Linked DNA regions of Homo sapiens: region 1 is linked to region 2. Evidence: chromatin contacts called from ENCODE Hi-C or POLR2A ChIA-PET data. All regions are on one chromosome and are shown on one strand. The core of a region is the stretch at or near the end of the contact, and the rest is flanking DNA. Distances in the headings are between cores, read along the strand shown. Region 1 has its middle 360 kb from the start of MIR7852. Region 2 overlaps VAV3 (vav guanine nucleotide exchange factor 3).

Region 1 (3,503 bases), core at 187-2,686, 200 kb before region 2:
CATGGCAGGAGAAGGGGACCCAGCAGGATGCTAAGTAAGAAAGAGCAGGCACCTTAGAAACCAGGCAGGGCAAGGGCAGTTGCGATTGGCCAGGTTGGGGTCAATTTCAGGTTCTACCATTTATTTGCCATGTGATGTATTATAAAGAAGAGTTAATGATAATTCCTGGTTTACAGCACGCTAACTGTGAGCACAACAAGCCACTCAATAAAATACAAAATTGGGGTGAATTATAAAGGAGTGGCTCGGCCAGGCCAGGCCAGTTAGGATGACAGTTGTGTCTAACAGGAACTGGAAAGCTGCCAATAGTCCACGTCTGTCTCTCTCCTTCTGTGCCGTTTCTGCTTCTGTCTTTCACATTCACTTTCTCCCCCTGCGCACTGGCTTTCTCTGCACTATTAATGGCAAGCACTTGTTAGTGTGGCCACCTAAAATGGCAAACCAGTCTTCTGAGACCACACAACCTTCTAACTTTTTTCCCTGAAATTAAGAGGCTCAGTCGCTGCTTCCCATTCCAAAGCTTCAGGAGAGTTTCTTATTGGTCCTATTTAAATAATAAGATTTACATGGAAAATAAAGCTGTCAAGTCCAGGCTTTGGATATGTGTATGCGGGGAAGAGAAAAGAGGGAAGTAAAATAGATTTCAGTAAGGAGTGGGGTGCTAGGGAATTAATAGGGACCACTACTCCCCTTCTTCACAGTTGTTGTTATGAAAATATAGACAGTGGCCAATGGAAAATGCCTGGTTCAGAGCAGATGCTCACTAGTTCCCTCTCTTCCTCTGCCACTACTTGGTCACACTTATCAGCTAGCTAAGGAGAACTCACAATTACAGTTTCTGCCCGAAGTCACCCCTTGGCCCCTAGGACTCCCTACCCTTCTCTCGCTTTTTGCAAAAACAAAAACAAAAACAAAACAAACAAAAAACAACAACATAAAAACATCTGGCTGGACACAGAAGTGCTCCCTACAGCTTTCCCCCTGACCTGGTGAAAGTGGGCCCCCTGATTTCCCCCACTATGCAGCACCCCACAGCAAGCCCACCTCCTGAGCAGAAGCCCAGAGGGTGCCTCTGAGTTCAGCACAGCTGCTGCAACCTGCCTTATCTGACATTTGCCTCCTGAATTTAGGGTGCCCAATTTAGCAAATAAAAATACAAAACACCCAGTTAAGTTTTATATAAACAACAAGTAATTGTTTAGTGTATGTTTCAAATATTCATTGCTTGCCTGAAATTTAAATTTAACCATGTTTTCTGTATTTTGTCTGGTACCTAGTCCTGACCAGGTCTTTGCTTGTTTGTTGTCAGATGTGACTATCTAACTACACTCCCACTTTGGACATACACTCATATTTGCACTCCAAACACAAGCAGGCCCATGGTGAATGCTCAATAAACTTAATGCTCTTCCCACCCTTACCTGTCTGCTTCACTTGAAAGTCTCTAACCACAGTCCTGTTCTTACTTGTCTGACCAACTTCTAGCCTCAGTTTTATATGCCTGATAATTTACACTGGGCACCAGCCCAGCCCAACCCCATAACAAACCACGCCATTGGCTCCATACCAGCTGTTTCTGTTGCCAGAATGGGTGCCGGTTTTGCTTATGCACTAAAACATAAAGATAATAACTTAGCCCTTTCCATTTCATGTCCTCGTTTTCATTTCCCTCTAAAAGAGTGATCATCCAGCAAGCAAAGAATCACTTAATGACTTGTACTATTTCATTTCTTCCTCTTTTGCACTATTTCATTTTTGGTGTTATATTCCAGAAAACCTCTTTGGCCCTCACTTCCTGTCTCTGTTGAACTCTTTGTATTGCTTTCTTAAGGTGTTTTTGTTGTGCTGTCTGGCTTGTTTCCCTGGAACTACATTTCAGAGTGCCTCACTGAGGCAAGAATGAGGGAGGCAGACTGCATTAGAAATTCTCAAGTTTGAGAATTGATGAAGGTCTTGGATCATATCCCTGAATAATGCCAAGGTCTTGGAGTATATTCCAAACTATTTCATTTCACCTTATGACTCAGATATCAGAAGTTATATATTTATATCTGAGACTAAAAAAGAGTGACAGTTTAAATTGTCAAAGACCCCTAAAACACAAAGCAGGCCCCAGACCCAAGAACATCATGATTCTGAAGAGAAAAGTGTGAGAAAAGATCAGAAAACTCTTAAGTCAGTGAGGCCTGGCAGATGTAGGAAAGAAAGAAACACCTGCTCAGGCTACCATGGAAGACAAAACAGAACATCTCTCAAATTAGAGAAATAATAAAAAGTATTTGTCATCACAAATAAAATGTTTAGCGATTGAATGAATTTTTGCATCAAGCTCATTTTGGTGGTGGTTACGAATACAAACATCAGAAGTCTTTTTCAGGGAGCCCAAGAGAGAGCAGATGTTAGTTAGAATAAAATTGGAGCAAGGCAGACTAAATTTTGTTTTGTCCTGGTGTTGCATGTATTAGTTCATCACATCCCCTTAGTCAGCACTGCAACCTGTGCAGAAATTAATCTATGCAAATAGCTTGGTCCATAGAAGTCATTCTCAAAGTGTAGTCCTGGGCCAAAAGCATCAGCATCATCCAGCAACTTATTGGAAATACAACTGCTTGGACCTCACCCCAGACCTACTGAATCAGAGAGGCTGGCGTTGGAGCTCAGCAAGCTACACGTTAAGCCCCCAGGTGATTCTGATGTGTTTCAGCCCACAACTGGGATGTCACTCACATGCTTCTTGTGGATCACCCTAAAACACATCCAAAACCCAAGATAAATGGCCGTTCTTGTCAAAGCATTGTTTAAAAATATATCAGGACTCTAGTTTGGCCCTTTCCCTTGCTTGACATCCAAGCCCTGGTGTTAATTCCAGACCCAGAGAGTCACATGATTATTCCCCGCCACAAACCTCTTCAATAACACAAGCATTGTTTTGTTGCTCTTTACCCTCATCTAGTATCCTGAAAGAGGGGGAGCCAGGCAGACAGAGAAAGATGGAGAGACTGTCACAACCTGGCTCTGCTGCTTCTCCTGGGGCTGAAGGGGAAATAAGTCCTAACTGTCACTGGCTAGATGCTCTCCTCCCAGGTGAGGGCTTCTAAAATGAGAAAGGAAACATTCAAAAAAATTTCTCAGAGAAAAGCAAACACTTTTTTTTTTGAGACGGAGTTTCACTTTTGTCGTCCAGGATGGAGTGCAATGGCGTGATCTCGGCCCATCACAACACCTGCCACAATGCCCAGCTAATTTTTGTATTTTTAGTAGAGATGGGGCTTCGCTATATTGGCCAGGCTGGTCTCGAACCCCTGACCTCAGGTGATCTGCCCACCTCAGCCTCCCAAAGTGCTGGGATTACAGGCGTGAGCCTCTGCACCTGGCCTAATTTCTATGTTTTGAAAAATGTTCCATGGCTAGATAAGATGTTAACATTAGGGAAAGCTGAAGGAAGAGTATATGGGATCTCTCTTATTATCTTTGCAACCCTTCTGTAAATCTCAAATGTTTCA
Region 2 (3,431 bases), core at 405-2,904:
CTCACACCAGTTAGAATGGCGATCATTAAAAAGTCAGGAAACAACAGGTGCTGGACAGGATGTGGAGAAATAGGAACACTTTTACACTGTTGGTGGGACTGTAAACTACTTCAACCATTGTGGAAGACAGTGTGGCGATTCCTCAATGATCTAGAACTAGAAATACCATTTGACCCAGCAATCCCATTACTGGGTATATACCCAAAGGATTATAAATCATGCTACTATAAAGACACATGCCCATGTATGTTTACTGTGGCACTACTCAAAATAGCAAAGACTTGGAACTAACCCAAATGTCCAACAATGATAGACTGGATTAAGAGAATGTGGCACATATTCACCATGGAATAACTGTGCAGCCATAAAAAAGGATGAGTTCATGTCCTTTGTAGGGACATGGATGAAGCTGGAGCCATCATTCTGAGCAAACTATTGCAAGGACAGAACACCAAACACCGCATGTTCTCACTCATAGGTGGGAATTGAACAATGAGAACACTTGGACGAAGGGTGGGGAACATCACACACTGGGGCCCATCTGGGGTGAGGGAATGGGGGAGGGATAGCATTAGGAGAAAAACCTAATGTAAATCATGAATTAATGGGTGCAGCAAACCAACATGGCACATGTATACATACGTAACAAACCTGCACGTTGTGCACATGTACCCTAGAACTTAAAGCATATTAAAAAAAAGAAAAGAAAAGAAAATATATTGTCTTTTTACAATGCAAACTTCACAAGAGAAGTGAACTTGTCTATCACTCTACCCCTAGTGTGTAAAACACTTCCTGGGCATGTATTGTGAAATGCACAATACATAGTCTTATTCAAAAATTGTTTCAAGTATGACTTCCTTGCCATCTCCCCAACTAGCCTGCTATTGTCTACTGCCCCATAAAGACAAAAAACTAAGTTTCTCCCATCGTTTCCATTGCAAGGATTGCCAGTTTCCAATCGCAGCTTATTTTGTGTTGTATAGCCCAAAGTAGTAATTCTTGTGATCTAATCATTTCTTATCAAGAAGCAGCCTAAAAATAGTACATGTCACACTAACTGTTAGGTTTAGACTTATAGGTTAAAGCTTGATTATTATCATAGAATTCACTGCAGTGGAGACTTTGTCATATACTTGGAGGAAACCATATACCAAGTTGACTTAGTACAACAAACAACTCCAAAACAATCTTACTCTTTGAGCAAATCTCTACACTACTCAGACAAGCCGGAGACAGTAGCACAGTAACCACCACTGTCAGGTTAAACTCTCTGGCTGTACTATTATTGTTCATTTAAAAAGAAAAAGAAAAAAACAACAACAGATGAAAGGCTCTGTTATAAAGCCTCAGGGAAACAAACACTAATTCAGCTTACTAATTTTATTTGCATTTAGTTTTAACCAGGGTAATGCTTATTTGCTGATGGAAATTTCGATATCATCCTTTGCTCTTCCTCCTGCCTGTGACTTCTCCTTCCTCATAAGCATGTTCAAGAATGCCAAGAAGTATCAAATACATATTAAACATAACCAGAGAAAAATGAGAGAGCTTGATCCTCACTAGGCAATAACAAAACAAGAATACTATTTAATATTTACTAATCCTTTGTCATGCATGAAATACTTTCGCATGTTTCCGGATCAAACAGGCTATTGAAAGACTCCATTTCATGACAGCTGTGATTTTTCTGAGCACTGTCCCGTGTCCTACTTCCTTTTATTGCTGCCAGTATAGTTCCCTATCCTGACTTAACTGCCAATTTTGAAAGGTTATAGACAATACATTAGATTCAGGGAGAGTTGAGCTGGCTTCAACTTGGGAGATTAATGTGAATAGGTCAGCACCATGAGACTCTCAGCACAGCCCAGAGGCAACTGATGGTGCCGGCATGGATTCTGCACCCATAAACAAATTCTTCACATTAAAAACTGGTCATGCAAGCATTTTAAGGAGGAAGAATGTGAGGTTTTTAGAGAAAATAATTTCTCAACAAAAAACAATCCAAAAGGGCTGACAAATATACAGACAGTTTATAGACATATTTTGGCCATTATGCCAGTAAGGCCTCCAGTTTCCAAACAGACACTGACGGGCTTTGGACACTAAGAAAATGCCAAAGCAGGTGACAAAATGTCATCCCCACATCCAGCTCATCCAGGAAGGCTCCCCCTCTGGCCAACTCTTGATACCACCACAGGCTTCCTCTACCCCTTCTGGTTTTCCTTAGTATGCCCTCCAGGGAGGAAATTTCAGAGTAAATAACAGGCACAAATGGTATTGCTGCTGGGAAGAAAATGCATCAAGAGCACAAAGAGCATCACTGATTAAACAATGCTTCTTGGCTGGGCATGGTGGCTCACGCCTGAAATCCCACCACTTTGGGAGGCCAAGATGTGCGGATCACCTGAGGTCAGAAGTTTGAGACCAGCCTGGCCAACATGGCAAAACCCTGTCTCTACTAAAAATACAAAAATTACCTGGGTGTGGTGTTGCGTGCCTATAATCACAGCTACTCAGGAGGCTGAGGCAGGAGAATCACTTGAACCCAGGAGGTGGAGGTTGCACTGAGCTGAGATCGCGCCACTGTACTCTAGGCTGGGCGACAGAGCAAGACTCCATCTCAAAAAAAAAAAAAAATGCTTCTTGTTGATATGGCTGACTACTGAATAGAGAAAAAGTTACTACATGGCTGCTACTGGCCTGGACTCCGTGGGACCTGTCCTTTTCAATAAACCATGTGATAAAACTTAATGAAACTAGAAATTGAATAGATACAGTCTGTTCTGTGAGCAGACATTTTTAATATTCAATTAGACAGTAAAATAATAATGACAAATATAGATAATTCATCCAGGTTTATAGTTTTTTTTGGTGGAGTTAAAAAACATTTTGGAGCTAAATCATCATGATAGCCTAAGCAGGAATCACTGATACTAAAAATAAAAGAAAAAAAAAATCACACTTCTACAAAAGGCCACAGCGTGGTTTCATTATAGCTGAGATCATTTTGTGGTAACATATATTAACTAATTCTCTAGGCCTAAGTCATCTTATTTGTGCTGTAGGACAGGGGTCACTAACTACAGCCCACGGGCCAAATACAACCACTAGTGTTTTACTGGAACATACCACACTCATTCATTTATGTGAATCTATGGCTGCATTCGTAGTTAACTATGACAGAATTGAGTAGCTCTGACAGATACCATATGGCCCACAAAGCCTAAACCATTTACTCTCTGGCCCCCTACAACAAAATGTTGCTGGCCCTTGTTCTAAGAGACGAAATTTGTTGTCTCAACAGAAACTTATTTAAACATTTGAGAAGATCCAAACAAACCTCCTGATGAAGAAAATGAAAAAGAGGAGAGAGGAGGGGACAGGAAGGGAAGAGAGGACTAGCAGTACTCATAGCGGTAGTAGTTGCT

The links. Hi-C counts contacts between places; a loop is a spot of excess contacts on that map. ChIA-PET counts read pairs that join two places held with the same protein, here RNA polymerase II (POLR2A). Pooled maps may share reads with other maps.
Region 1: a map of motor neuron shows a loop between it and region 2 (4-fold over the local background). The contact joins two enhancer-like sites. A Hi-C loop is called at or near these places in 22 of 168 maps with a recorded cell type or tissue (A673, Caco-2, Calu3 and 18 more), 17 of 37 single-sample maps with no recorded cell type and 19 of 50 pooled maps. POLR2A ChIA-PET finds 5 or more read pairs at or near these places in 4 of 52 experiments (HEK293, MCF 10A, activated CD4-positive, alpha-beta T cell and 1 more).

The regions. Positions count from the first base shown.
Region 1 is chr1:107,534,960-107,538,462 of GRCh38, forward strand. No RefSeq gene overlaps it. Among named protein-coding and RNA genes, the nearest start is that of MIR7852, 360 kb to the right of the region's middle. RefSeq lists a silencer at 268-317. Within about 2 kb of position 1,437, at least 4 of the 41 ENCODE cell types and tissues checked have a DNase peak (open chromatin) inside an H3K27ac peak, as active enhancers do.
Region 2 is chr1:107,737,662-107,741,092 of GRCh38, forward strand. The region is part of intron 15 of VAV3 (vav guanine nucleotide exchange factor 3); the gene reads right to left. Among named protein-coding and RNA genes, the nearest start is that of MIR7852, 160 kb to the right of the region's middle. Within about 2 kb of position 1,655, at least 3 of the 41 ENCODE cell types and tissues checked have a DNase peak (open chromatin) inside an H3K27ac peak, as active enhancers do.